Linked DNA regions of Homo sapiens: all the other regions are linked to region 1. Evidence: read pairs that join two places in POLR2A ChIA-PET (ENCODE). Cell type or tissue: K562. All regions are shown on one strand. Each heading gives the region's core, and the rest is flanking DNA. Links, peaks and the distances in the headings are about the cores only.

Region 1 (10,161 bases), core at 2,522-6,521:
TTAGAGGGAGTGGAAATTCTACCACCTCCTATTGCTAAATCTCATTAAAGTGCCCTTGAAATCAACCCAAACCAACTCTCAGGCACGGCCAGAACAACGGAGGCAGAGCAGAGCTCAGGATCCTGAATCCACACCCCCCGGCCACTCCTGGTGGGAAGAGAAGAAGGGGGCTCGTTTCCTGTGGTTCCCACCCTACCTGGCTGGAGAGGCTGATGTGGGGCGAGGTGTGACCACCAGTGCATGTAGGAGGCGGAGAAGGCAGTTTCTCCCACTGGCCGGTGCCCTGGGCCCAGCCCAGGACGGGGAACTAGGACAAGAGCCCAGCCCTCCAGCATCAGGTCTGGCGTGGCTCTGGGAGGAAGGAGGAAGAAAACTCACCCATGTCACCCCAAGTCATGGGGCATTTCCAGTGAGCACATACAGACTTAGGAACCCGGGAGAAAGCCTGGAGGCTAGAAAAGCTGAGACCACAGTCAGCTGGGCTGCAGATCTTTGCTCCGCCTTCCTCCAGACAGCACAAGTGACTCAGCCCTCCCCAGGGTGCTGCTTCTCGCTCTGACACCACGATTTGGCCTCCTCTCACTCACAACTCTATCTCCTCTCTGTGTCATTCCTCCTACTCAGGGCCGATAGTCAAAATATCAAACCACTAATAAAGCATGGGCACCTGCCAGTCAGACTACACACCAGCTGGGAACAATGGCTAGAGGTAGCAAATTGCCCCAAAACTTAGTGGCATGAAACAACAAACATTTGTTACATAACACACTAATGGGTCAGGAGTTTGGGTGGTTCTGGCTCAGGGCCTCTCATGAAGTTGTCAGCATGTCAGAGTTGGAACCATTTGAAAGCTTGGCTGGGGCTGGAGGATCCTCTTTCAAGGTGTCTCATTCACAAGGCTGTCGGCAGAAAGCCGCAGTGCCTCCCCAGTGTGTGGGCCTCTCCATAGGGCTGCTTGAGTATCTTCACAACATGGTGGCTGGCTTCCCCAGAGGGAGACATTTGAGAGACCAAGGCAGAGTCACAATGTCTTTTATGACCTATCCTTGAAAGTTATATACCGTCACATTGCAGCATCCTATTGGGTCAGCCCTAGTCAATGTGAGAGGGGCTACACAAGAGTGTAAATACAAGGATGCAAGGATCACTGGAGGATGTTTTGGAGGCTGGCTACCCCAGGTACTATATTATGTCCTGTTTAAAACTCTCTAATGGCTTCCCACTAACCTCAGAATAAAATCCAAATGTCTTACCATGATCTGCAAGGCCTGGCATGAACTGACTCCTACCTACTTTCCAATCTCATTATGTTCCTCTTTATTCACCTGCACTAAACTCCAAACACATCAACCCTCCCTACATCCATCAACATCTGAAGCTCATCCTTTACATTTTCTGCTCCCCGTGTCTAGAAGTCTCCTCGCCCAGATCTTTCTATGGCTAGTTCCTTCTCATTGTTTGGGTCTCAGCCTAACGTCACCTCCTCAGAGAGGCTTCACTGACCCCTTATCAAGTGTAGCCCTCACCCCACCTGTCACTCTGTCTTACATCACCTTGTGCTGACCTCCTCCTAGCACTGATCTCTATCTGAAAGTAATTTATTTGATTATTGCTTTTCTCCCTTCGTGTACTGGTAGGAGTCCTTAATTACAAGCAACAGACTGCTCTTTAGCTGCTTTTAAGCTACAGAGGAACCTATTAAAGGATAGGAGGTGCCTCATAAAATCTTAGCGAAATCAGAGAACCAGGCTCAAAGGCCATTTACCTGCACTGGTTCTTTCTGCTGCTGCCTCTGGGATCTGCTGTCATCCTGACAGAAAGGACTCCAGTCATCTGCTTCTCAGTGTCACTTAGCCTCATGCAGGAGCAGCCAACGGGTGGTGTCTTAAGTTGTATGCTGTGCCCAATCTTCAAGAGAGATGGGGAAAGGTTCTGGCTTCCATCATAAGCAGGTGTGAGTTCATAAGGTAGGAAATTCGCAAAATAGGAAGACTGTTCCATGGGCTGGGGAAGCCAAAGAGAGCTGATGCTATTTGGCCTCGACAGTCCACGCCTTTAGCTGCTTAATGTCATCAGCCAGCCTTCCTCCATCCTTACGCTTACTAACAGCAGAACCCAACAGCAAGCTGAGAGATGCTTCTCAATAAGAAAATAATTGGGAAAAGAGTTCATGGCTTTCGGGCCGGGCGCGGTGGCTCACGCCTGTAATTCCAACACTTTGGCAGGCTGAGGCTGGTGGATCACGAGGTCAGGAGTTCGAGACCAGCCTGACCAACACGGTGAAACCCCATCTCTACTAAAAATAGAAAAATTAGCTGGGTGTGGTGGCACGTGCCTATAATCCCAGCCACTCGGGAGGCTGAGGCAGGAGAATCGCTTGAATCCGGGAGGCAGACGTTGTGGTGAGCCGAGATCGCACCACTGCACTCCAGCCTGGGTGACAGAGCAAGACTCTGTCTCAAAAAAAAAAAAAAAAAAAAAGAGTTCATGGCTTTACTCCAAAACTTTAGTGCCTTCTGCTATTCTCTTGTCATCTTGCTCACATATTTATTTATTGCCTGCTTAGGGCACCCACTGGGTAACCTATGAGAGCAGGGATCTTGTTCATCACCATATCCTCAGGACCTAGAACAGTGCCTGGCACATCATAGGTGCTCAATAAATGTTAATGAATTGTGTACATGAAGTCCCCTCTGTGGACTGATGGCCAAACCTCGCCCCACATCAGCCTCTCCAGCCAGGTGGGATGGGGATGGTGGGAAGCGAGCTCTCCTCTTCTTCTCTTCCCACCAGGAGTGGCCGGGGGGTGTGGATTCAGGATCCTGAGCTCTGCTCTGCCTCCGTTGTTCTGGCTGTGCCTGAGAGTTGGTTTGGGTTGATTTCAAGGGCATTTTAATGAGATTTAGCAATAGGAGGTGGTAGAATTTCCACTCCCTCTAATAAATTCCCGAAAGTCAGACACATAGCATTTTTTTTCCTTTTTGTCATTACCCTTTTTGGCTTTAATTACAAAACATATGAAATAGAAAACATTCACAAACAATACAAAACTATAAAAAGTGAGTACCCCTTTCTCTTCCCACTCTCTGATTATTTAGATGCCCTCCAGTTAAAACTCTCTCACAAACAGGTCTGAAAGGAGCATGCAGGCAGCCCCCCCCCATCGCAGTTTTGCTTTCTGTGGTTTCAGTTACCTGCGGTCAACCACCATCTAAAAATAGGTGAGTGCAGTACAATAAGGCATTTTGAGAGAGAGAGAGACCGCATTCACATCAGTTTTACCACAGTATATTGTTATAATTGTTCTATTTTATTATTAGTTGTTAATCTCTTACTGTGCCTAATTTATAAATTAAACTTTATCATAGGTATGCATGTATAAGAACAAACATAGTCTACATAGCGTTCAGTCCTATTAGCTGTTTCAGGCATCCCCTGGAGGTCTTGCAACGTATCCCCTGAGGATAAGGGGGGTGCCTATTGTACTCGTTCATGTCCATGTAGGGTTGAGCTGGCATTTCCAAAGGACAGATTCCTAGAAGTTTATCTGCACATTTGCAGTGTTGATAGGTTCTTCCAAATGGCCCTTCAAAAGATTCTACAGCATATAGTGCCCACAGTTTACGGAGCACTACTTTCCCTTTGCCAACTCTAGATATTATCTGTTTTAAAATTTGCATTTATCTCATCCCCAGGGAGCATCAAGGTCATTTCTCAACTCCAGGCTATCTGAATTTCTTCTCTTGCAAGTTGCCTGTTCTTATCCATTGACCATTTATATATTGGAATATAAAGTTTTATCCTCTGATATGAAGGGGCTGTTTGCATTTTAGTGCTATTTTGCATGTTGCACATATTGTCTATTATTTGTCTTTTATATTTGTCATAGTCTCTAGCCCTACAGTTTTACATTTTTATGAGGTCAAATCTGTTCATTTTTTCCTTTAGGGCTTCTGGATTTTGTGTCTTGCTTAGGTTTTTCCCTTCTCCAAGAATATAGAAATATTTTATCATATTTTCTTCTAGGATCTTAGTAATTCTGTTTGAGGCTGGGTGCAGTGGCTCACACCTGTAATCCCAGCACTTTGGGAGGCTGAGGCGAGTGGATCACTTGAGCCCAAGAGCTGGAGACCAGCCTGGGCAACATGGTGAAACTCTGTCTCTACAAACACTACAAAAATTAGCCAGGCGTTGTGGTGGGCCCCTGTGGTTCCAGCTACGCAGGAGGCTGAGGTGGGAGAATCACTTGAACCCAGGAGGCAGAGGTTGCAGTGAGCAGAGATAGAGCCAGTGGACTCCAACCTGGGCGACAAAGTGAGACCTTGTCTCAAAATAATAACAGTAATTCCCAGCTACTCGGGAGGCTGAGGCAGGAGAATGGCGTGAACCCGGGAGGTGGAGCTTGCAGTGAGCTGAGATCGCGCCACTGCACTCCAGCCTAGGCGACAGAGCGAGACTCCGTCTCAAAAAAAATAATAAAATAAAAATAAAAATAGTAATTCTGTTTGACAGCTAATGCCAAATTGTCCTCTAGAAAGGTTGTTCCAATTTACATCCCGTCAGCTGGAAGAACCCTATTTCCCCAACACCCTCCTCAGCCCTGAAAATTAGCAATCTTTAAAAAGTTTTGCCAGTGGTGAATATGTATTGTTCAGCGTTGTTGATGTTTTAATTAGCATTAATTTTGAGTGAGATCCAAAATCTTTTCATGATATTAGTTACTTGTGTTTCTCTGTGAACCGCAGGATCCTCTCCTTGCCCCTCTTTTCTCTGTTGGGCTGTTGGGCTTTATCTTATTGATAAAGGGCTGTTTATGAAGGAAATGAGCCCCCGTGTCCTCATCTGTAGGGTAAATAATTTCCCCAGTAGGTCTCTCTGCCACCTCCTGGCAGTAGGGGCGGAGCAAGTCCTTGCCACACCCACCGGTCGCCTACAGCTGCCTCCTCCCCTGGACTCAGCACATCTCTAAGTTCTTAAGCTGGCCCTGGACTCAGCACATCCCTAAGTCCTTAAGCTGGCCCTTCCCTTCCTTCCCTTCACAGGTGTTCTCTTCTGCTTTTTTTTTTTTTTTTTTTTTTTTGAGATGGAGTCTCACTCTTGTTGCCCAGGCTGGAGTGCAATGGCACGATCTCAGCTCACCGCAACCTCCACCTCCTGGGTTCAAGCAATTCTCCTGCTTCAGCCTCCCGAGTAGCTGGGATTACAGGCATGCACCACCACGCCTGGCTAATTTTTTGTATTTTTAGTAGAGACGGGGTTTCTCCATGTTGGTCAGGCTGGTCTCGAACTCCTGACCTCAGGTGATCTGCCCTTCTCGTCCTCCCAAAGTGCTGGGATTACAGGCGTGAGCCACTGCGCCCGGCCTTCGGGTGTTCTCTTCTGAACACATCTTATGGCTAGAGTTTTCACATTCAATTCGGTCCTCACAACTTCTGATAATGAGGACATCCCTTTGTAGTTTCTATTCTTATTGCAGATTTTAAAATACATGTTGTTTCAGTCATGTTTAGAAACTTGGGTTGGGACAGGGAAGCTGGAACAAGTGCTCGGGCTGCCATATCTCCAGTGTTAAAATCTTTTTTTTTTTTTTTGAAACAGGTCTGGCTCCGTTGCCCAGGCTGGAGTGCAGTGGTATGATCTCGGCTCACTGCAAACTCCACCTACCAGGTTCTAGTGATTCTCCTGCCTCAGCCTCCTGAGTAGCTGGGATTACAGGCACCTACCACCACACTGGCTAATTTTTGTATTTTTAGTAGAGATGGAGTTTCACCATGTTGGTCAGGCTAGTCTCAAACTCCTGACCTCAAGAGATCTGCCTGCCTCGGCCTCCCAAAATGTTGGGATTATAGGCGTGAGCCACTGCGCCTGTCCATGGATCCTTTCAAAGTCTTTAAATCTCTCCCACATCCTGGCTTCATCCTCCCCTGCCTGTCTCCATGCCTTTCCGGTGTGCCCCACAGAACACCAGCCCCATGAGATGTTCCAGACAAAAGATTCAGGGGACAGTTTGAGAAGTGCTGACTACCACGCCGACCTCTTGGAAATGGGCTGGCGTTTCAAAGATTTGAAGAAGTCCTTCAGTGCAGACATGTCTTCACTGTTTCTCCAGTAGCCAGTGCCCCAGGCTGGTCTGAACACTGAGGTGTGCACCCCTTCTCAGCATTATGCAGAATCAGCGCTTTCCATGCCTTGCTGGGGGGCATGCTGGCTTTCAGGAAAGGGCATCACTTTCAGGGAAGCGATGAGAGGGTATTGTCTACAGTGGCTAGAGATGCATGAAGGGGTCACGGTCACATAGGAAGCTCCTCAGAGCTGGGCCAGGGACAGGAAGTGACACATTTCACCAGCCCCCACTGCTACCACCCGCTCCAAAAGAGAAGGCAGAGCCAGCACTAGGAGCCTGGATGGGAGGCCAAGAGCCTGGATTCCAGGCCAGGATCCCAGATGGGAGTCCAGGAGCCCTGATGGGAGGCCAGGAGCCCAGATGTGAGGCCAGGGGCCCAGATTCAAGGCCAGGAGCCTGGATGGGAGGCCAGGAGCCCAGATGTGAGGCCAGGAGCCTGGCTGGGAGCCCAGGAGCCCAGGTGGGAGGCCAGGAGCCCAGATGTGAGGCCAGGAGCCCTCATGGGAGGCCAGGAGCCCAGATGTGAGGCCAGGAGCCCAGCTGGGAGCCCAGGAGCCCAGCTGGGAGCCCAGGAGCCCAGATGTGAGGCCAGGAGCCCTCATGGGAGGCCAGGAGCCCAGATGGAAGCCCAGGAGCCCGGCTGGGAGCTCAGGAGCCCGGGTGGGAGGCCAGGAGCCCGGGTGGGAGGCCAGGAGCCCAGATGCGAGGCCAGGAGCTCGGATTTGAGGTCAGGAGCCCGAATGGAAGGCCAGGAGCCCTGATGGGAGGCCAGGAGCCTTGATGGGCGGCCAGGAGCCTTGATGGGAGGCCAGGAGCCCGGATGGAAGTCCAGGAGCCTGGATGTGAGCCCAGGAGCTTTTACCTGGGAGCACCAGGGAGAACAGTGGCCACTTTCCTGGCCAAGCTAGTACATGACAACAGGGAGAAGAACCTCGCAAGTACAGGTAGGGGTTGGCGTCAGGGAGAAAAACGAGCTCTTTGTCAAAATATAAACAAAGAGCCCTGGAGTAACGGAAATCCTGGAGGTCTGCTCTGGGAAGTGCCCAGGTATCCAGGGTCAACCAGGGCTGCCTCATTAACACAGTGTGGAACTGCCCCGGGAGAGTGAGCCCTGAATGCCAGAATTCTGGGACAGTGAGGGACAGCTGTCAGCTGGGTTTCCCAAACTCTGCCCACCAACATCTTGCTATGATAATGTAGGCTCTACCTAGCCTTAAAATTTGTCAGCCAAACAAGACCCTTTTGAAGACCACTTGAGCCCAGGAGGCAGAGACTGCAGTGAGCTAAGATCGCGCCACTGCACTCCAGCCTGGGTGCAGCGACCAGGGTGCAGAGCGAGACCCCGTCTCAAAAAAACAAAACAAAAACAAACAAATGAACAAACAAAAAACACCTCAAACCAGGACCCTTTTGAGGATGAAAGGAGGCACCATTAATAATCGTGCCAGGACAACAGACAATCAACAGGGACACAGGGCCGTGTGCATAGGAACGAGGCCTAGAGGCAGTGCTACTTAAGAGCCAAGTGCATGGGCCCTGGAGTTACAGAGACCTGGGTTCAAATGTGATCTCCACCCTTCCTAGCTGTGACGATGGGGCAAGGCAGTGGCCTCTCTGTGCCTCAGTCTCCTTATCTATCAAATGGGAATGGTGGTGCCTATCTCATGGGGTGTGCTTGCCCCTTGGAAGCAGTTCCTAAATGTTAGCTATCATTTTCCTTACTGTTCTTTCTATAAAATGGGTTCTTTATTGCTAGAAATCATAAATAAAACAAGCAGGTTTGTTGAGAAGGACAAAGCCCATACTCTGAAAGGGGCATTGAACAGTTTTCTGAACACAGAGGGTTCCTGCCCAGGCCTCCGCCCCCCTCTCTGATGGGTCTGGCCAGGGCACCAACACCCATCCTCAATCTTCTCAGGACACCAGCTCTGCAGCCCAGGAGTCCCCAGGACTAACCTGATATGATTCCTATCCTCACCTGCTCAAAGCCTGGCTTGTTTAAAGTACGGGATCCTCCTCAGCTGGCTTCTATATAAGCGCTGCTTCCCTCTAACAACCTCTGCAACCTCCCAGAGACCGTCTTACTGGCTGCAAACGAAGCCACGCAAGCTGTGGCTGCCGGGCCCCTCTCCTTCCAAAAGCCAGGCCAGTGTAACCCGGTCCCCATGTCATGCTGGCTGGGTCAGTGTTCTCTCCTAGGAATCTGAAGCTTGAATGGGGGAGAAACAGGAGTCCAGGAGTCGCTGCAAATGAGCCATATGGACAGTCATGGGAACCAAAGCTCAGGGCTTTTGAACTTTCTTGCCCAAACTTGCAGGTAAGTCCTGGAAACAGAGACCTTTGCCTCTCCATCCAGACTGGGCCTTCCGGAAACAGAGACCTTTGCCTCTCCACCCGGACTGGGCTGTCCTGGAAAGGTACAGATGGAAAGGATGAAAAGAATGGCATTGGCCGGGTGTGGTGGCTCACACCTGTAATCACTTTGGGAGGCCAAGGCGGGCAGATTACTTGAGGCCGGGAAGTCAAGCCTGGCCAACAGGGCGAAACCCTGACTCTACTAAAAATACAAAAATTAGCTGGGTGTTGGGGTACGTGCTGGTAATTCCAGTTACTTGGGAAGCAGAGGTTGCAGTGAGCCAAGATCATGCCACTGCATTCCAGCCTGGGCAGCAGAGCAAGACCTTGTTTCCAAAAAAAAGAATGACATTGGCTGCCATTTAATTGGGTGCTGGGGAGTCAGAATCGAATCAGACGTAGTCCTTATGTCACGTTTCTTATAGACCAGTGGGAAGGCAAACGCTCTACCACAAAATCAGCTCTACAGTTAAAACAGTAAAGCTGGCCAGGCATGGTGGCTCACGCCTGTAATCCCAGCACTTTGGGAGGCCGAGGTGGGTGGATCACGAGGTCAGGAGATTGAGACCATCCTGGCTAACATGGTGAAACCCTGTCTCTACTAAAAGTACCAAAAAAAAAAAAAAAAAATTAGCCAGGCGTGGTGGCGGGCGCCTGTAGTCCCAGCTACTCGGGAGGCTGAGGAAGGAGAATGGCGTGAACCTGGGAGGTGGAACTTGCGGTGAGCTGAGATTGCACTACTGCACTCCAGCCTGGGTGGCAGAGCGAGACTCAGTCTCAAAAAAAAAAAAAAAAAAAAAAAAAGTAAAGCCGTGGAAATCAAGTGCAACTCAAGCACAAAGGGAAATGAACAGAGGTGGTGTATCAGTCAACTGTTGTCACATATATGCTGTGTAACAAATGGCCATAATTCAGTGGCTTACTACTCTCAGCGTTTATCTTTGGCTCACGTGTCTGTAGATTTCTGGGGCAGCCCTGCCGATTTCAGCCGGACCTGGCTAGATGGCTCCTGGGCATGGGTTTGGTTAAGGTCTGTCCTGTCTCTCATTCTTCTGGGACCAATGGGCTACCCAGGGAGTAGCTGTGCTAGTGGCAATGGCAGAAGCACAAGAGGGTGAGCCGTGTCACCGAGCCCATGTCAAGGTGCAAGGGCCTGAACCCAGTGGGCCGGGCTCCAAGGCCTCCTGACCCCATGTCAAGGCTTTGCTGTTTGGTCGTATCTCCAGCATGTCACCGGCCAAAGCAAATCACGTAGCCGAGCCCGAGGGCAAAGGGGCTTGGGGGCAGCTGGCAAGGCCTGCCATTAGGTCTGCGGGTGCCTGTTTTCTGGGCTTGGGGGTCAAGTAGATGGGAGACACCTAGACGGATGGGAAATCTTTTTAAAAATGGGGGGGTAGAGCCTAGAGATCCCACAGTAGGAGGGGAGGGAAGTAAATATTTGCAAATGAGAATCCAAACCTCACAGAAGGCTTCACAGAGGAGGTGTCACTTGACCTAGGCCTGGAAGGAGAAGTTAGATTTTTCTAAGTGAAGATGGGTGTTGCACGGTGAGCAGGTGTATGCAAACCTAATCCCAAAGGCCGAGGGAGCTGAGAGGCTGAACACAGAGGCTGACAAATCCAGTTGCTTAGGAACATTTAATAGGGACTTAGAAACAAAAGCCATGTCTCGGGCAGCCAGGA
Region 2 (10,161 bases), core at 2,458-6,457, 88 kb after region 1:
AATAAGCTGGTACAAAAAGACAAATAGTGTGTAATTTAACTTGTACGAGACACCTAGAATAGTTAAATTCATAGAAACAGAAAGTAGAATGGTGATTCAGGAGCTAGTGGGAGGTGGCATGGGGAGTTGTTAATAGGTACAGAGTTTCTGCTTTGCAAGATGAAAAAGTTCTGGAGATCTGTTTTACACAACAATGTGAATATACTTAACACTAATGAACTGTAAACTTAAAAATAAATCAAGATGTTAAGTTTTAAGTTATGTGTTTTTTAACCACAGTTTTTTTAAAAAATGGATATATTGGCGGGGCATGGTGGCTCACGCCTGTAATCCCAGCACTTTGGGAGGCCAAGGTGGGCAGATCACCTGAGGTCAGGAGTTTAAGACCAGCCTGGCCAACATGGTGAAACCCCGTCTCTACTAAAAATACAAAAATTAGCTGGGTATGGTGACGCACAGCTGTAATCCCAGCTACTCAGGAGGCTGAGGCAGGAGAACTGCTTGAACCCGGGAGGTGGAAGTTACAGTAAGCCAAGATTGCACTACTGCACTCCAGCCTGGGTGACAGAGTGAGACTCCATCTCAAAAAATAGAAATCAAAAAAAGGATATATCCAGTGGGGAAGAGTATATGAAAGAACAGACACTCATATGTTGGTGAGAGTAGAAATTGATATCACCTTAACAGGGAATAATACGGTAATATCTACCTTAATTTTAAATGTACAACCCTTCTTACCCAGCTATTTTACTTCTAGGAACATATCTCACAAATACCCTTATGTAAATATCCAACACGATATCATAACAAGAATGTTCCCTGCAGTTTTCCTCTGTAATAGTGAAAAACTAGACATAATCTAATTGTCTCTCAATAAGAGACTGGTTATATAAATGATGGGATAGCTACATAAATGGCTGTGCTGCTGTCATTAGAAAGAATATATATCTTTAGGTACTGACATAGAAAGATACCTAAGGTGTATCAAGTTCTGCCTTTTTTTTTTTTTTTTTTTTGAGAAAGAATCTCGCTCTGTCAGCCACGCTGGAGTACGATGGCGCAATCTTGGCTCACTGCAACCTCCGCCTCTTGGGCTCAGGCAATTCTCCTGCCTCAGCCTCCCAAGTAGCTGGGATTACAGGCACACACCACCATGCCCAGCTAATTTTTGTATTTTCAGTAGAGATGGGATTTCACCATGTTGGCCAGGCTGGTCTTGAACTCCTGACCTCAGGTAATCCACCTGCCTCGGCCTCCCAAAGTGCTGGGATTACAGGTGTGAGCCACTGCACCCAGTCAAGTTTTGCTTTTAAGATGGGAGTTATTCAGTATAGCATGATTCCATTTGTGTAGAAAGAAAATATGTATATACACACACACGCTTGCATATACTTCCCAGAAAACTGCAGAAAGGGTGCAGATGAAACACTTAGCAATAGGTACCATGGGGATTAGAACTGGGGGGAGGGTGTGAAGTAGAGAAGGGGAGACTTTTACTTTTCATGTTTCATGCTTCCATATTATTTGAGTTTCTACAACAAATTTGGAAGAATAAATAAGTGAGCAAGCAGGCAAGCAAATGAATATCCTTCCAATAGCTTTACACCGCCTTAGGACAAAATCCAAATTCCTTAATAAGAAAGCAAAGTCCTTTGTGATCTGGTTCCTACTTCAAGCTCCAGCCTCATCTCTCACCACTCCCTTCTCATGCTCAATCTATGCTCCAGTGTCACCAAACTTTCAGTTCCTCCAAGCTTTGCCAAATGCAGCTTCTTTTGCTTAGAACACTCCTCACTCCAATCTTCAGTTATATAGCCCTCAGGTCCCAGCTTAGTCACCTCTTCCTCCAGGAAGCCTTTCCTGGGACCTCCTCCCAACCCGTTTGGGTTAGGCACCACTCGGACACAATCCAGCCACTCTCTGAACTCCTCTATTGTGGGTTTGTCACATGGTGTCACAATGACTTGTAAAATCATCTGCCTCTCCCACTGGACTGAAGTTCCGCCAAGCAGTGACTGTGCCTGTCTGGGTCATTGTATCTCCAGCATCAAGCATTGTGTCTGACACGCAGTGTCCAATAAATATTTGTTAAATTGGACTTTTATTATTAAAAAAATATAACCACATTATGGACAATTTAGGAACGTAGAAAAGGGGAGGATTATAATTCTACCTTCCAAATACAACCACTATTTTCATCCAATGTTTTTGTTCCTCGTGTAGTTTTTTTCATAGCTGTATTCCCCCAAGCTGTGCCCTTCAGACACAGTCGTTTTGGTCAGGGAACATTTTGCTGCACTCTGCTGAAGCACGAGCCTTTTGTAAGCCAAAGTAAAGATCACTGTTTTTATCATCAAGTAATGTGTGTAACAGACCACAGACACCCCAGATCCTCTCTCATCACAAACCATCTCTCATTTCTGGGGACTTTGGCTTTGTATTTCATTAATTACTGGCTTGAACTCTTATGAGGATGCATTACTGTTATCCGGACCTCAGGTAATTCACCTGCCTCAGCCTCCCAAAGTGCTGGGATTACAGGTGTGAGCCATGGTTTTTAAAGAACCATGATTTGTTTACAGCCGGCTGGGTTAGCATCTAAAGAATTACTATTCTTTCCCCAAAAAAATCATTATAAAGGAGTGTTATATAACATATGTATTACTGAAGAAATTGTCAGGGATTTCACTGAGGATGTCCCTAACAGTGGTGGAGTCAAGAGTAAGGGCTCATACTGATGCCCACATAACCGACTTTTCTAATGAGGGTCTATAAAGAGAAACTCAAGAATTTGAGAGAAGAAACCCACATGAGATACAAGTGACTTCTTAGACCATCTCCGAGCCCTGCCTCATCCCTCATTGTCCCTCCATCCCTCACACCCACCTGAAATCAGAGGCTGGCAACTGGCAATGAGACTAAGGCACAGAAGTAGAGTCTCTGTTTTGCTCATTACTTGACAATTTTTTAAGCCACATTTTTAAAAAAGTAGTGTCAGAAGCTTTTGGCAATGTCAAAAAGACACTAAAGACAAACAAGTTATGTCCTAGCAACTGTGTGAAAACTTCATATACTCCTATAACCATCAGTCCATATAATTGTATTCCTTTTTAAGTATTTTGTTCAACATAGTAATATATTTTTTCATGTAGCTGAAGTCTTTACATTCATAATTTCAAACTGCACTGAGCTGATAGATCATATTTTACTGAAATCAATTACTCACTATAATAAATAATATTACAACATTATCAGGCTACAGGTTTTCTTTTCAGATATTAAATTACTTTCTTAGGATAGTGTCCCCAAAGTAGAATCTGTCAAATAATATTACTATCTTAACATCCTTTATATATATTCCAAAACTGTTTTTGAAAAGATGTCAGCCTAGGCAATATAGTGAGACTCTGTCTCTACAAAAAATAAAAAATTAGCCAGGCATGGCGGGGTGAACCTACAATCCCAGCTACTTCAGAAGCTAAGATGGGAGGATTGCTTGAATCTTGAAATTTGAGGTTGCAGTGAGCTATGATCACACCTATGCACTCCAGCCTGGGTGACAGAGCAAGATCCTGTTTCTAAAACAAAAAGCAAAAAAGACGTATACCAATTTACAACAGGTATATGTCTCAGGAGTTTGAGACCAGCCTGGCCAACATGGTGAAACCCCATCTCTACTAAAAATACAAAATTAGCCAGGTGTGGTGGCGCATGCCTGTGATCTCAGCTACTTGGGAGGCTGTGGCAGGAGAATCGTTTGAACCAGGGAGGCAGAGGCTGCAGGGAGTCAAGATCACACCACTGCACTTCGGCCTGGGCAACAAGAGCAAAATTCCATCTCAAGAAAAAAAAAAAAAAAAAGGTTTTGTTTACAGGCCATGTATGGTGGCTCATGCCTATAATCCTAGCACTTTGGGAGGCCAAGGCAGGAAGACGGCTTAAAGCCAGGAGTTTGAGACCAGCCTGGGCCAAAAAGAAAAACTCTATCTCTACAAAAAAATTTTTCAAATGAAAATTATTAGCTGGGCATGGTGGCATATGCCTGTAGTTCCAGCTACTCAGGAGGCTGGAATGGGAAGACTGCTTGAGCCCAGGAGTTCAAGGCTACAGTGAGCTATGATTGCACCACTGCACTCTCGCCTGGGTGACCGGGAGAAACTCTGTCTCTTTAAAAAAAAAAAAAAAGTTTCGTTATACTTGTTTACACCATACTGTAGTCTATTAAGTGTGCAATAGCATTATGCATGAAAAATATATACACTTTAATTTAAAAATACTTTATTGCTAAAAAATGCTAAGGATCATTTGAGCCTTCAGTGAGTTGTAATCTTTTTCCTAGTAGAGGGTCTTGCCTCGATGTTGAAGGCCACTGATTGATCAGTGGTGGTTGCTGAACGTTGGGGTGGCTGTGGAAATTTCTTAAAATATGACAACAACGAAGTTGGCTGTATCAACTTCCTTTCACAAAAGATTTCTCTGTACCATGTGATGCTGCTGGGTAACACTTTTACCCACAATAGAACTTGTTTCAAAATTGGAGTCAATAGGTCTGTAATCCCAGCACTTTAAGAGGCCAAGGCAGGTGGAACACTTAAGGCCAGGAGTTCAAGACCAGCCTGGCCAATATGATGAAACCCCATCTCTACTAAAAATACAAAAATTAGCCAGGCATGGTAGCATGTGCCTGTAATCCTAGCTACTCGGGAGGCTGAGGCAGGAGAATCGCTTGAACCCATGAGGCAGAGGTTGCAGTAGGCTGAGATTGCACCACTGCACTCCAGCATGGGTGACAGAGCGAGACTATTTAAAAAAAAAAAATTGGAGTCAATCCTCTCGAACTCTACTTCTGATTTAATAAACTTATGTGGTATTTTAAAATCCTTTGTCATTTTAACAATGGTCACAACATCTTCACCAGGAGTAGATTCCATCTCTAGAAACCACTTTCTTTGCTCATCCACAAGAAGCAATTCCTCATCCATTCAAGTTTTATGAGATTGCAGCAATTCAGTCACATCTTCAGGCTCCACTTCTAATTCTAGATCTCTGGCTATTTCAATCACATCTGCAGTTACTTCTTCCACTGAAGTCTTGAACCCCTCAAAGTCATCCAATAGGGTTAGAAGCAACTTCATCTAAACTCTTGCTCATGTTGATAAGGTTGTGACCTCTTCCTATGAACCATGAATGTTCTTAATGGCATCTAAAAGAGTGAACCCTTTCCAGAAGGTTTTCAGTATGCTTTGTGCCATGATCCATCAGCGGAATCACTATCTATGACAGCTATATATAGCCTTATGAAATGTATTTCTTAAATAATAAGACTTGAAAGTTGAAATTACTTCTTGATCCATGGGCTGCAGAACAGATGTTGTGTTAGAAGGCATAAAAACACTAATCTTCTACATTTCCATCAGAGCTCCTGGATGATTAGGTGCACTGTCAACGAGGAGTGATATTTTATTTATTTATTTATTTATTTATTTTTTGAGACGGAGTTTCACTCTTGTTGCCCTGGCTGGAGTACAATGGCACAATTTTGGCTCACTGCAACCTCTGCCTCCCGGGTTCAAGCAATTCTCCTGCCTCAGCTTCCCGAGTAGCTGGGATTACAGGCATGCGCCACCATGCCCGGCTAATTTTTTCTATTTTTAGTGGAGACAGGGTTTCACCATGTTGGCCAGGCTGTTCTTGAACTGCTGACCTCAGGTGATCCACCTGCCTCGGCCTCCCAAAGTGCTGGGATTATAGATGTGAGCCACCAAGCCCAGCCAGGAGTAATATTTTAGTTGTTTGTTTTTTATCAACCAAGAAAAAGCACTGAATTGAGCAGCAATATTTTGAAAGGAATCTTTTTTTTCTGAGCAGTAGGTCTCAACAGTGGGCTTAAAATGTACAGTAAACCATGCTGCAAACACATGTACCGTCATCCTGGCTTTGTTATTCCACTCATACTGCACAGGCAGGGTATATTTAACATAATTCTTAAGGGCCCTAGGATTTTAGGAATGGTAATAAGCGTTGATTTTGAAACCACTTCAAGTCACCAGCTGCATTAGTCTCTAACAACAGAATCGAAGTGTCCTTTGGAGCTTTGAAGCCAGGAATTAAAGTCCTAGATGGCATCTGCTTCCAAAAGAGACTGTTTCATCTATGTTGAAAATGCAGGCTGGGCACGGTGGCTCACACCTGCAATCCCAGCACTTCAGGAGGCCAAGAAGGGTGAGTTACCTGAGGTCAGGAGTTCGAGACCAGCCTGACCAACATAGTGAAACCCTGTCTCTGCTAAAAATACAAAAATTAGCCAGGTGTGGTGGCGGGCACCTATAATCCCAGCTACTCGGGAGGCTGAAGCAAGAGAATTGCTTGAACTTGGGAGGTGGATGTTGCAGTGAGCTGAGATTGTGTCATTGCACTCCAGCCTGGGCGACAGAGCAAGACTCTGTCTCAAAAAAAAAAAAAAAAGAAAGGAGGAAAGAAAATCTGTGGCTGAGTGCAGCCACATTCAGCAATGACCTCAGCCAGATCTTCTGGATAACTTGCTGCAGCTTCTATAGCAGCAATTCTTGCTTCATCCTGTACTTTTATGTTATGGAGTTGGCTTCTTCTTCCTCTTTTTTTTTTTTAATAGACAGAGTCTTGGTCTGTCACCCAGGCTGGAGCGCAGTGGCATGATCTCGGCTCACTGCAACCTCCGCCTCCTGGGTTCAAGCAATTCTCCTGCCTCAGCCTTCCAAGTAGCTACGACTACAGGCACACGCCACCATGCCCGGCTAATTTTTGTATTTTTAGTAGAGACGGGGTTTCACAATATTGGCCAGGATGGTCTCAAACTCCTGACCTCAAGCGATCCACCCACCTCAGCCTCCCAAAATGCTGGGATTACAGGCATGAGAAACTGCGCCTGGGTGAGATGGCTTCTTTCCTTAAACCTCATGAACCAACCTCTGCTAGCTTCAAACTTTTCTTTTGTAGCTTCCTCAGCTCTCTCAGTCTTCATAGAACAGAAGAGAGTTAGGCTTTGCTCTAGATTAGCCTTTGGCTTAAGGGAATGTGGTGGCTAGTTTGATCTATCCAGACCACTTAAACTTTCTCCTTATGAGCAAATAAGGCTGTTTCACTTTCTTATCATTTGTGTGTTCATCAGAATAGCACTTAATTTCCTTCAAGAATTTGTCCTACCTTGGCTTTCAACATGCTTTCCTCACTAACCTCAATCATTTGCAGCTTTTTATTTAAAGTGAAAGACATGCAACTCTTTCTTTCACTTGAACACTTAGAGGCCTAATTTCAATATTGTTATCTCAGGGAAGAGGGAGGCCCAAGGAGGGGGAGAGACACAGGAATGGCTGATCAATGGAGCAGTCAGAAGACACACAACATTTCTCTTGATTAAGTTCACCAACTTATGTGGGTGATGTTCACGGGACCCCAAAACAATTACAACAGTAATACCAAAGATCACCGATTACAGATCACCATAACAGATATAATAATGAAAAAGTTTGAAATGTTGCAAGATTTACTGAAATGCAACAGAGACATGAAGTGAGCCACATGCCATTGAAAAATGGCACCAATAGACTTGCTCCATGCAGGTTTGCCACAAACCTTCAACTTGTAAAAAGCACAGTATCTGTAAAGCAGAAAAAGCAAACCACAATAAAACAAGGTGTGCCTGTATACAAGAGCACATTGCATTACCCACTCACCAACACTGAATATCACTCAAAAATTTGTCCTAATTTAATGGGTAAAAAGGCTAAGTTATGACTTTGATAATTAGCCTTTATTGGCATTTATATGCTCTAGGTACAGTGTTAGATGCTTCGTATACATTATCTCGTTTAATCCTCACGACACTGTGAAGTGCTACTATTATTATCCCCACCTTACAGATTAAGAAACCGAGACTTAGAAAGCTTACATTGGCCAGGCACGGTGGCTCACACCTGTAATCCCAGTACTTTGGGAGGCTGAGGTGGGTGGATCACATGAGGTCGGGAGTTCAAGACCAGCCTGACCAACATGGAGAAACCCCGTCTCTACTAAAAACTAAAAATACAAAATTAGCCAGCGTGGTCACGCATGTCTGTAATCCCACCTACTCGGGAGGCTGTGGCAGGAGAATCGCTTGAACCCGGGAGGCAGAGGTTGCGGTGAGCCAAGATCGCATCATTGCACTCCAGCCTGGGCAAAAAGAGCGAAACTCCATGAAAGGAAGGAAGGAAGGAAGGAAGGAAGGAAGGAAGGAAGGAAGGAAGGAAGGAAGGTTGGTTAAATTGTTGAACACAAGGCTTGTAATGGGTAGAGACAGGCTTTGAACCCAAGCTGCCTTACTCTTGAGTCCATACTCTATCCATTCCTGCCTATGGTATCTTATTGTTTTAATCTATGTGTCATTGCTTACAGTGACAACAAATACACTCCCAGATGTTTCTTTGCTGGTTAGGTTTCCTATTTTCCTGATTTTTCTAACCATGGCAAATTCGAAGGGTCAGAGGTAGCTTAGAAGGTGGAGTTTTAGAGATAATGGTTTGACCATGGGCAAGACAGAACTGGTAGTAAAAGCAGATGAGAAGCAAGAAAAGAACATCAGTAGTAACTGCAGGGACTAGTCTCGGGGCCTTTGTAGCCTTTACTGGATGGCGGGGATGATAAGTTCCACAAGCTAAAAAGGCCAGACGTAGGGCAGAGAAAATAATAGAGGAGGGTCTAGCTTCTGGTCCTCTGAACAGCTTCAGTAGTTCCTAAGAACTATTTGCACACTTTTTTCTTGTGTGTGAAGGCAAAGGAGCAGCTACTACCAACCCTAATGATGTCATAGGGTTAACAAATAAAGAAATCAGGAAATGGTTTCTTTTTTCTTCAAGAAATACTCTGGTTGAATTTCCTCAACAGGTTTCAACTTCTGCATTCAGAGAAAATAGTTCTGTTTTAGTAATTCAACAAAAGAACAAAACACTGCCAGACGGAGAGCTGGTAGTTACTAGCATGAACTCCAGAATCAAAGAGCCTGGACTTCAAATCTGGCTTTACCATTTTTGGCTGTGTGATGCAGGGAAATTGTTTAATCCTTCTTGGCCTCCACAGTCTTCCCTGTAAATAGAGACAGTAATAGTACCTACTCTGGGGTTACTAGAAAGAGTAAATGATGTATGCAAAGCCTTAGTTAGCCATATTGCCTGATGCACAGCAAAAGTTCAGTACATTTTTGCCAGCAGTGGTCATGATAGAAGTGGTAGAAACACTAATATAAATGGCAGTAATTTTGTTTGAAAAAAAGGAAGGAAGGCGGGAAGAAAGAAGGAAAGAAGGAAATTATTTTTTCTATTTCATTCAAAAACAAAGGGCAAATATGTTGATCAAATGGTATGAAGTGGCTGAAAACCTTCAGACTAAGTAAGCAGAACTTGATTCCTGTACCAGCCACTTACTAGCTGAGTAATGTTGAGCTTATTACCTATTTTTTCTTGCTCTCGGTTGGCTAACCTTAAAGGGGGAGTGTTGCATGAAAAGTGCTGCACAGTCCATTGTGGTTCTAACAGTTCTGATGCCTCTGCCAGGGCAAGTAGTGCAATACAGAAAGATGTCTGTGCCAAGTGAGAGCCATCCGCTCTTAGCAGAAGCTCGGTCAAGGCTATGCTTTGCTCCTCATTAAATGTTTCCCCTTTAATATTCTTCTCTCTGCTTCACTTGAGTTATATTTTAACTCAAGTTTATAAGCTGTTTTAAAACTTTTATTTTTATTTTATTTATTTATTTATTTTTTGATACAGAGTCTCACTCTGTTGCCCAGGCTAGAGTGCAGTGGAGTGATCTCTACTCACTGCAACTTCCGCCTCCTCGGTTCAAGTGACTCTCCTGCCTCAGCCTCCCGAGTAGCTGGGATTACCGGCATTGACCACTCCATCTGGCTAATTTTTGTATTTTTAGTAGAGACAGGGTTTCTCAATGTTTGCCAGGCTGGTCTCAAACTTCTGACCTCAAGTGATCCACCCGCCTCAGTCCCCCAAAGTGCTGGGATCACAAGCATGAGCCATCATGCCCAGCCCGTTTAACTTTTAAATGCTAGTTCTAAATTAATTAATTCTAAATGAACCCCCAAAACTTCTCGGAGACTAAGCAGGCACGGACTGGTAGAAAGCGTCTCTTGAGCAA
Region 3 (9,928 bases), core at 2,566-6,565, 52 kb after region 1:
CTCTAGGCCTTTGGCCCTTTCTAGAGAAGTGTAAACTTTGCAGAGGGTAATGTAAATGAAGGATCGGCAGAGGCAGAAATGCAGGAGCTCCAGGGTAAAAATCTGTCTGTCTAGCTGGCTCCCGGTCCATGGAGATTAGGATCCTGCTGTGCTCACAGGCACCCCCACTGATTACAGCCTCTGCTTTTTTTAGGCTTTGTTTACATATTCCCATCTCTACCTATCCTGAAACTAAACTCATCCCTCTTCCCACACACCCCACTCCTCTAAGCAGTGAGCAGTGCACCCATATCCAATTCCAACATCAATTTCAACATCACTGCCAACTTTCATATTCCCATGTATGGAAGCATGGGTAGATGTCCCTAACCAATTCTGAAAGCTCCCATAGTTTACAAGCAAACAATCATTTAAGCAAATGTAGTCTTCTCTGAATTGCACCAATAGAACAAATATAGCAACAATTATTATTCAGTACTATCCCTGCTATATACAAAGAAATACGATCATAAGTGTTCTCCTGGAAGGAACAGAGGCCATTTAGGCTTTAAATTGTCCAAAAAGCAAAGAAAACCAGAAAAGCTGGTTTCTTGGCTAAAGATTTATTTATTCCTGTTTCAAGAACAAATACACAGCCCTGAAAGTTTCTGGGCAAGAGTCAATCTGCATATGGAATGGATAATTCAAGACCATTGTTCTTTCTAGATTATAAACCCCAGAAAGGTAGGCTTGAAATGTGTCTGAATGACCAGCCTCACTTCATGTACAGGTCAGGTGCCAGCACCGAGAGGGTGTTTTGGCAAATGCCGTGCACATGTGAGCCAGTGTGTGATTCTTCACACTTCTCCATCAGTACGGGCTCCTCTGTGCCGGGCACTGTGCTAGGGGCTGGAGAGAACAAGACCATTAAGATGCTGCCTTCAAGAAATCTACACTGAGCAGAGAAAGAGATGCATGTTCACATAAAAAAGCAGCCAAGCATTGCAGGTGCTAAGAGAGCAGTCTGGGATGTTAGAAGGACACGATAACTCTGAGCTGAGAGGAAGGAAGGTCAAGGATGGCTCCACAGACATGAGGACACACACAAGCTGAGGCTTACGGATGGAGAGGGTGCTGGCCAGGAGTGAGAGAGAGAGGAAGAGACAGGAACAGGAAGAAACACCAGTAGAACCCAAAGTGGTTCGCATGGCTACCTTGGGTGTGAGGCGGGGGAGCAGAGAGAAAAGGGAGAGAGGCAGACAGGAGCCAGGCCTTGGGGCTCATGTCATTCCAAAGAAGATCTGGGCTCTTTCTCCTGAAGGTGAGGGGTGGCACTGAGGATTTTAAGTGGGAGAGCAAGATGATCAGGTTTGGGTTCGCTCTGGAAGCAGAGCTGTGAGATGGCATGAGTGGGCCTCTTCCCCACTCCGGGTTACTCCTGGCCTCTCTCCATCCCCTTACTCACAGTGGCCAGGGGGCAACTGAGCAGGTGATGCACAGTTCCAGCCCGACCTCCTCTTCCCCCATCTCAAGGCAGCAGGCCTCTGCTCCACCCTCCCTCCCCGAGGCTTGCCTGACCCCTCCTCCCAGGGGACCACACTGGCCAGTGCTGCCAGCCACTCAGGGGGAGTCAGCCTCATGCTGGGGTTCAGTCTCAGCAGGCCCACCAACCTACAGAGACAGTCACTTCCTCCAACCTGGTCTTAGTAGTAATAAAGGTGATATCTAGCTCTGACTGTCACTTCTAGTTGTATTTCTCAGTTTGTTCAGATCCTGGGTGGGGAAAGAGGACTCTTGGGGAACTTAACATAAAACTGGATTGAAGGGATGTGAGACTGGAAATCAGGAGACCAGTCAGGAAGTTATTAGAAGATGACGGGTGCCCAGAAGAGGGCCAAGAGACACCAAGAGGGAGAGCGTGCTGTGGAGGAAGCAGGGCAGAGGCAGGGGACGCTGGGAGCTCCATCCATCCTGACTGCATCATGGACACACACGCTTCCCTGCCACGAGCTGCCTCTCTAAGATCACTGAACCGGGAAGCGCAAACACCACTTCAGCTTCTCTCTCCCTTGGTTCCTAGGACAGAATGAGCAAGCACAGCTGCTGTCAGCAGTGGCCTGTGTGTCTTACCCATGTATGGGGCAGGCCAGGCCGACTGGCCCCCTCCTCCATAGGGGTCCTGGGGCTTGGTACTCAGAGCACTCGTGTGAAGAGCAGAATCAGAATTGGTCCTAAGGAGGGGAGGAGAGAGGCTGGCTGAAAATCCGTTTTCCTTAGTGAAAATGCAATAGTCTTTGTTGAATATTACCAACAGGAAAGAAGGCAAGAATAACTGATTTATAATCAACCATCAAATAAGGGGTTAGGACCTACCTGAAGTTCTTTATATCAATTAACAGCCTCTGAGGATCGCCCACACTCCAGAATATTTTAACTTAGACTCATATAGCCTTATATGCTGAAGCTGATGGCATGGCGATCAAGTTCAACAAGGTGGGCCTCGGATTCATGGCTTCCGTCTAAGAGCTTCCTATTCTTCCCAGCTCGGAAGCTGGCTGTGGCCAGTTTAGCCTGTGGCTGCACTAGGTTTTCTCCACCTGAGAGTAGCTGTTTCTAAGTAAAGGATCACTTAGAGCAGTGGTTTGCAAAACCCTTCCAGGGAGAAGGTAAGATCAAGACTATTCTCAAAATGATAGTAAAGTGTCCTCTGTTTTTTCACTCTCGCTCTCTCCCAAGCACGGCGGGCTTCCCCAGCGGCCACGTGAGGTGTGATGCCCCCACCGCTGAGCGCAGGCACAGACCACCCAGCTGCCTTGGAGGGATTTGTAAAAGGTGAACATTGTCACTATTTTCAATACTTTTTTTGTGTTTCTTTTCAAAAAGATATAATTTATGTTAACATGTAATGGGCTTATTATTTTTTTAATTCACTAGTATCTTTAAAAAATCTCTCAGTTTAATTTCTAATATCAATAGATATTCTCACATAAACAAATACTCTTTGAGGGCCTCAATATTTTTTTTATTTTATTTTATTATTTTTTTCTGAGACAGAGTCTCGCTCTGTTGCCCAGGCTGGAGTGCAGTGGTGTGATCTCGGCTCACTGCAACATCTGCCTCCCGTGTTCAAGAAATTCTTCTCCCTCAGCCTCCCGTGTAGCTGGGATTATAGACGTGCGTCACCATGCCCAGCTAACTTTTGTATTTTTAGTAGAGACGGGGTTTCACCATGTTGGCCAGGCTGGTCTCGAACTCCCGACCTCGGGTGATCCACCTGCCTCAGCCTCCCAAAGTGCTGGGATTACAGGCATGAGCCACTGTGCCTGGCCTATTTTATTTTATTTTACTAGTGTTACTTTTTGAGATGGAATTTCACTCTTGTCGCCCAGGCTGCAGTACAGTGGTGTTCACTGCAACCTCTGCCTCCCGGGTTCAAGCGACTCTCTCGCCTCAGCCTCTCAAGTAGCTGGGATTACAGGAACCCGCTACCATGCCTGGCTAATTTCTGTATTTTTAGTAGAGACGGTGTTTCACCATGTTGGCCAGGCTGGTCTTGAACTCCTGACCTCAGGTGATTCGCCCGCCTTGGCCTCCCAAAATGCTGGGATGACAGGCATGAGCCACTGCGCCAGGCCTCCATGTTTTTTAAGGCTGTAAAGTAGTCCTAAAAGAAAATGTGGGAGCCACTAATGTATAGCAAATTTCTGAAATTCTCCCAGATAGCTTCAATGTCTACACAGCTTTGGTTGCAAGAGATGATTATCTATTTATCTCATCATAAGGTCAAACTGTCGGCCATAGAAAGGACTTTACGGTAAGCAACTTCATTAGCCTACAGTGCTTCTTTGTGGTTCATTCCAGTGACAGCCTCAGGTGGCTATGAAGCCACGTGGCTTCAGAGGAGGGAAGAGGCAGACAAGGGCAGAACCCACAGTGCAACAGAAAGAGCGTGGCCGCTGAGATCAGAGAGACCTGGGTTCAGATTCCAGCCTCTTTTTACAGATTCAAAGAGACTCAAGAGAATATCAAACGAATGCAGAGCCAACTGGGAAAATCTAAATACCGACCAGGCATTGAATTATATTAAGGAGTTATTTTTAATTTTGTTAAGTGTAATAGCGGCATTGTGGTTATGTTTTTTAAAAAAGGTTCTCGTCGGCCTTAAACTGCTGGAGACATTTCAAGGTACAATACTATACTAGCCAGTCACGGGACTGAGGTGGGAGGTAGGTTTGGAGAGACTGGCAGAATGCTGATAATGAGTGAAGCTGAGGATGGGCACCACAGGCCTTTTATAACTCTTCTGTTTGAGTATATTTAAAATTTTGCACCATTCATCGGGTTTCTTTTTTATTTTGAGACAGCGTCTCTCTCTTGCCCAGGCTGGAATGCAATGGCGCAAACATGGCTCACTGCAGCCTCAACCTCCTTGGGCTTAGGTGATCCTCCCCACCTCAGCCTCCTGAGTAGCTCGAACCACAGGCACGTGCCACCACGCCTTTTTTTTTTTCATAGAGACAGGGTCTCACCATCTTGCCCAGGCTGGCCTCAAACTGCTGGACTCACACGATCCTCTGGCCTCAGCCTCCCAAAGTGTTGGGACTATAGGCGTGAGCCACCATGCTCAGCTGCATTTTTTCAAATCCTAGTCCTTCACCTATTAGCTAAGGCCCTTAAACAAGTCACTTAACCTTTTAGAATGGAAAATAATACTCATTCTTGTAGGGTGTTGTCAGGATTGAAAAAAAATGGCTGAGGTAGAACTCTTACTCCTGGAGTCTGGCCCAAAGTGATCATGATAATAGCTGATGTTTATTCAGCACATATGCTTCCCAGGTATTATCTTATTCAACCCTCACAACCAACCCATGATCTAGGTAGCATTATCTCCATTTTTCAAATGAGTAAACTGAGGCAATCAGAAGTTTAAAAATCTACTCAAGGTCATACAGCAAGATGCAAACCCTGGGAGTCTCATCCCAGACCTCGTGTGCTCTATACTTTCCCCTGTAGACACTCAAAAAATGGTGGGTTTTGTTTTGAACATGTCATATCAACACAGCTTACATAAACACACTCTGGCAACTGGATGCTATGTAAAAAATATCAGGACAGTTAAATTGCTTTAAAATCTACTCCTACCAGGAAACAACCCATGTACCTGTTAAGTGCAGATGTCAGCCTGAACCCAGGATGCTTTTCGTCTTTCCAAGGAGGCTGCTGCCTTTAAAAACCAGAACAACATAAAAGGAAAAGAAGTCAATCCACAGACAGCAAAGGAGGGCCTCAGCACTTGCATTTGAGAACTGGCTCTTCTACTCACCTCGCTCTGCAAGAGTTACTTAAAAATACCCCACACCTCGCTCATTTTGCTCATCATTGTTAAAATGAGGTAAGACTCCATGATCCTTCCAGTCCTGTGATCTCTGATTTCCAGTATAAAAACTACTACAAACCCATAAGGCACAGGATTAGCTAGCTGGGCAGATGAGGAGTTCAGTGTGCATGTAGGGGGCGCCGTGGCAATCTTGGATGCAAAAATTTTGCATTCCCCTACCAATGGCCATGAAGAGGAATAGAATTGTTACAGTTGCCCAGGGTATGAAAATATTAAGTCTAACCAGTCCTGGTGCTCTGAAAAGCAGAAGACATTTCTTGGATACATAAAAGAAAAATAACAGTTTGGAGATGACTTTTACTGATGTAATAAAATATTGTATTTATTCTACAACCCTGGATCCCAAGATTCTTGAGGGCAGCTGAAAACCTACCTGAGGTGGGGACCCACTGTTACCCATCTTTATTTCCTTTCCCAGATCCAGACTACATTATACACAGTAAGTTCTCAGTCAGTATTTGCCCAGAGAATGGATGGAGAGTAGACTTCAATCCGGAGAGCTAAATATTTTTGATACACACATTTTAAATGTGTCCTAAATCTGACTTGGTGATCTGAAAATGATACTAGGCACACAACAGATGCAGCAGGGGCTTTTTCTCAGTTAATTCTATTTCCTGTTACCCTCTGTATTGGGTACAAAAATACTCAAAGAGACCTTAAATCAAATACACTGTGCAAATTACCATTTTAAGAGTCTTTTGTCCTTTTCAGCAGCTTACTAAGACACTCTGAGAAAAGATGCTTATTTTTCTTTCTTTTTTTTTTGAGATGGAGTCTCGCTCTGTCACCCAGGCTGGAGTGCAGTGGCGTGATCTCGGCTCACTGCAAGCTCCGCCTCCTGGGTTCACGCCATTCTCCTGCCTCAGCCTCCCGAGTAGCTGGGACTACAGGCGCCTGCCACCACGCCCGGCTACTTTTTTGTATTTTTAGTGGAGACGGGGTTTCACCGTGTTAGCGAGGATGGTCTCGATCTCCTGAGCTTGTGATCTGCCCGCCTTGGCCTCCCAAAGTGCTGGGATTACAGGCATGAGCCACCGTGCCTGGCCAAGATGCTTATTTTTCTAAGTCTCAAACATAAGAATGCCATATCTGAGTATTCTGCTGGTAAATATATTCCAAAAGTGTTTCTATTTGGTTTTAAATATGAAGATCTAGATTTCTTTAAATAACTTTTCATTTTAGACTTTCATATTAGCCTATCATTGGAAATGCTTAGGTGTTTGTTTTTGTTTTTTGAGATGGAGTCTCACTCTGTTACCAGGCTGGAGTGCTGTGGCGTGATCTCAGCTCACTGCAACCTCCGACTCTCTGGTTCAAGCAACTCTCCTGCTTCAGCCTCCCAAGTAGCTGGGATTACAGGCATGTGCTGTCATGCCCAGCTAATTTTTGTATTTTTAGTAGAGACGGGGTTTCATGATGTTGGCCAGGATGGTCTCAATCTCCTGACCTTGTGATCTGCCCGCCTCAGCCTCCCAAAGTGCTGGGATTACAGGCATGAGCCACCATGCCCGGCCAATAAGGTGTTTTGTTGTTGTTGTTGTTGTTGTTGTTGTTTTGTTTGTTTGTTTGTTTTTAAGAGATGGCGTCTTGCTATGCTGCCCAGGCTGGAGTGCAGTAGCTATTCACAGGCCCCATCATCGCACACAACAGCCTCAAAACTCCTGGTCTCAAGTGATCCTCCCACTGAAATTAAATGTTATAAGAGAAAACAGGATTCTATGCTTTATATTAGAAATTTCTAAACAACATTCAAAGTGGATAAAGTGAAATTATCTAAAAATAACACATGCCCATCATATCTTTTAAAGTATGTCTTGCTTACCTTGGCCAACTCTCATCCAGAGGCTGTGAGGAATAATTGGCTCCAAAAGCACTACCATCAAAGTAGAATTTTTAATAAAGGAAAAATAAAAATTAATGGAAAGATGAAGCAGAATTAACAAGGTGGACTCACAGAGAGTTAAACAACTGAGTTTTTGGTTCCTTATCCCTGTACCTGACAGCTCTTCCTTCATGCTTTCTCTTATCTCCCTCCTTGAGGACAAGTCTATTCTGCTGTCTTCTAACCGGTGTTTTCTTTGCATGATTTTTTGTGGGGTGTTTATTATTTTTTGCCTGTCCGGCAACTTTTGTTTTCAGGAACTGTCTCCACTCTTGCTCCAAACCTGGTAACACTGCCATTCCCTCTGTGCCACATGTGAGGGACCCAGGCCCAGGATTCTAGTCTAGGTACCTCACCCCCTGGAAACAGTGTTTGGCTCAGGGATCGGCTCACGACGCAAACAGAACCAAGGAGAGTGCTTTTGAGTGGAAAAAAAAGGAGTGCCCCAATAGGGCTGGTAAGCCCAAGGGCCGTCTGAACCTGGGGGTCTTCACCTTGGAGAAAGCCTGTCTGTTATGCCTGAAGTCATCTCAGAAGTGGTACCACAGAGGTAGGTCTCAATGACATTGTATGACCCCTTGGATCTAGCCCTTGGGCTTCCAGTGACATATGCCAATACATTTTCTTTTTTTAAGTTAAGGTGGGTTCCTGGTACTTATTTATTTTTTGAGACGGAGTTTCACTCTTTTTTTTGGCCCAGGCTGGAGTGCAATGGCGCAATCTCGGCTCACTGCAACCTCCACCTCCCAGGTTCAAGCAATTCTCCTGCCTCAGCCTCCCGAGTAGCTGGGATTACAGGCATGCGCCACCACACCCGGCTAATTTTGTATTTTTTTTAATTAGAGACAGGGTTTCTCCACGTTGGCCAGGCTGGTCTTGAACTCCTGACCTCAGGTGATCCACCCACCTCGGCCTCCCAAATTGCTGGGATTAGAGGTGTGAGCCACTGCGCCCGGCGGTTCCTGGTATTTATAACCAAAAAAGAGGCGCATTAGATGTGTGAAGAAAGGTAAACTTTCCAGTGTTGTTGGGGGCACTGTCTTATCAGTCTTGTGTTGTTCACTGGGTCTACCATGCCTTGGAGCATATTCTGGACGCACGGAGACACAAATGGGATGCTGCACTACACACCGAGCAGAGGGGCGCTGTTTTCATTCGTTTAGTTAATTGTTCCCACACAATAGCCTTCTGAAGACACTGTTAATCATATTATTCTGCTAAGAAATCTTCAATGATTTTGTTCAGCCTAAAAGGCAAAATCAAAACTTACTGGCTTAGTAATTGCGGTGATCCACAATTTGGGGACAATGGTCTCTTCTGCTCTTGTCTTCCCTCCAGCTTTCTGAGTTCCACAAACACAGCCTGTATTTTCCTGCCCCTCTGCCTTTGCTAAGGCCATTTCCCCTTTCTCACCTCCTATGTGGAAGGTTGCCTCCTTATCACTCACCCAAACCAAGCCCATTCCTTTTGTCTCCTGGATCACTGATTGGATTAAATATACATTCGGCAGTTACCAATAATACTTTTCATCCCAAACTTTTATTTCTTAAGGTGGAAATAATAAAGAAGATACAAACTACACATTAAGACAGAAATTTGAAAACAGATATCTAAGCACCTACTGTGTGCCAGGCCTGTGCTGAGTTCACACTTTATTTAACCTCAATCCTGAGAGGCAGATATTTTCCCCATTTTATAGCTGAAGAAACTGAGGCTCAGTTCTAGAAGAGCTGAGAAATCCAAGATCAGATAGCACGCCTGGTGGATCAGGGGTCAGACCCACAAATCACTGACACCAAAGCCTGAGAGCTCTCCGCTAAGCTATGCTGCCTCTCAGGAAACAGTGAACTATGCCAAATGCCCCCAGAAAATAGAAAATAGTACCTGGAGTGTTCTGGGAAGGATGGAGGCTATAAGAGAAGGTACCATCTGCTCGGGCTCAGGAGGAAACAGGAGCCTTGATGGAGTGGGGCCCTATCCTGCAGGCCTGGGCTGGGCAGCTCAAATAAATACAGAATCTGGAATTAGGAAAACGGAGGCTCTCATGAGTTCTTAGTGATTTGGTGGGAAATGTCTTCTTTGCCAGGAGAGGCATTAGGATTGCAAGTTTCATCTTCTATGTATTCGTTTTCTTTGACAAGTCTCATTATCTTATTTCTTAATTTGACCTTAAATCAATAAAATAAAACAGATAATTTCCAAAGAGAGACATTTCTTCAACATTCACTATTAGGCTTAAGGTACATGAAGTACAGATGAGGCAAGACCACAGTAGGAGGTAGGAGAGGAAAAGGTGATAAATAGTAAGGCCCGTGACAGACAAAACCTGTCAGTATTTCTGTTGGCAAAGCCATTAGGGAGGAAACACCGAGCCTCAGAACCTACGGTTATCTGCCTTTCTCTTTTCTGCAGATTTGATGAATCTCTGTTCAGAAACGCTTAATTTCAGGAAGTAGAAGTTTACCATTTTTCTCAGTACACTGCCATCTTTAAACTCAGTATCTCTGATCTCATAGTACTGATAATACAAATTAGAATGCAGTGGTGTAATAGTCACGTAATCATCAAACGCTGGTGATTTCAATGTTGAGGTGTAAGTTAGCATTTTAACCTTCCTGATATTAACAACATGAAAATATAGTAAATTCCTGGAAATTTTTAATATA

What was found. ChIA-PET counts read pairs that join two places held together with the same protein. Peaks named below come from ENCODE experiments on the same cell type or tissue, not always from the same donor. Only the 100,000 strongest peaks of a DNase experiment are listed, where the experiment ranks them.
Region 2: POLR2A ChIA-PET joins it to region 1 with 5 read pairs; 5 of 35 experiments call an interaction of 5 or more read pairs at or near these places.
Region 3: POLR2A ChIA-PET joins it to region 1 with 5 read pairs; 2 of 35 experiments call an interaction of 5 or more read pairs at or near these places.

What each region holds. Positions count from the first base shown.
Region 1 is chr15:90,651,042-90,661,202 of GRCh38, reverse strand. The region is part of intron 2 of CRTC3-AS1 (CRTC3 antisense RNA 1); the gene reads left to right. LINC01585 (long intergenic non-protein coding RNA 1585) reads right to left here and starts at 969. Exons shown (of 3, transcript NR_120371.1): 1 at 379-969. RefSeq lists enhancers at 13-62, 285-813, 5,913-6,142, 6,403-6,602. In K562, for the core only: no CTCF peak of the experiment used is centred there; a DNase peak (open chromatin) is centred at 4,912.
Region 2 is chr15:90,563,017-90,573,177 of GRCh38, reverse strand. The region is part of intron 2 of CRTC3 (CREB regulated transcription coactivator 3); the gene reads right to left. Among named protein-coding and RNA genes, the nearest start is that of CRTC3, 38 kb to the right of the region's middle. RefSeq lists a silencer at 9,396-9,525 and an enhancer at 9,797-10,161. In K562, for the core only: no CTCF peak of the experiment used is centred there; no DNase peak of the experiment used is centred there.
Region 3 is chr15:90,599,660-90,609,587 of GRCh38, reverse strand. CRTC3 (CREB regulated transcription coactivator 3) reads right to left here. Exons shown (of 15, transcript NM_022769.5): 4 at 7,203-7,264; 5 at 5,141-5,203; 6 at 2,110-2,210. LOC124903554 (a long non-coding RNA gene) reads right to left here. Exons shown (of 2, transcript XR_007064756.1): 2 at 8,783-9,280. Among named protein-coding and RNA genes, the nearest start is that of LINC01585, 56 kb to the left of the region's middle. In K562, for the core only: a CTCF peak has its summit at 5,489; no DNase peak of the experiment used is centred there.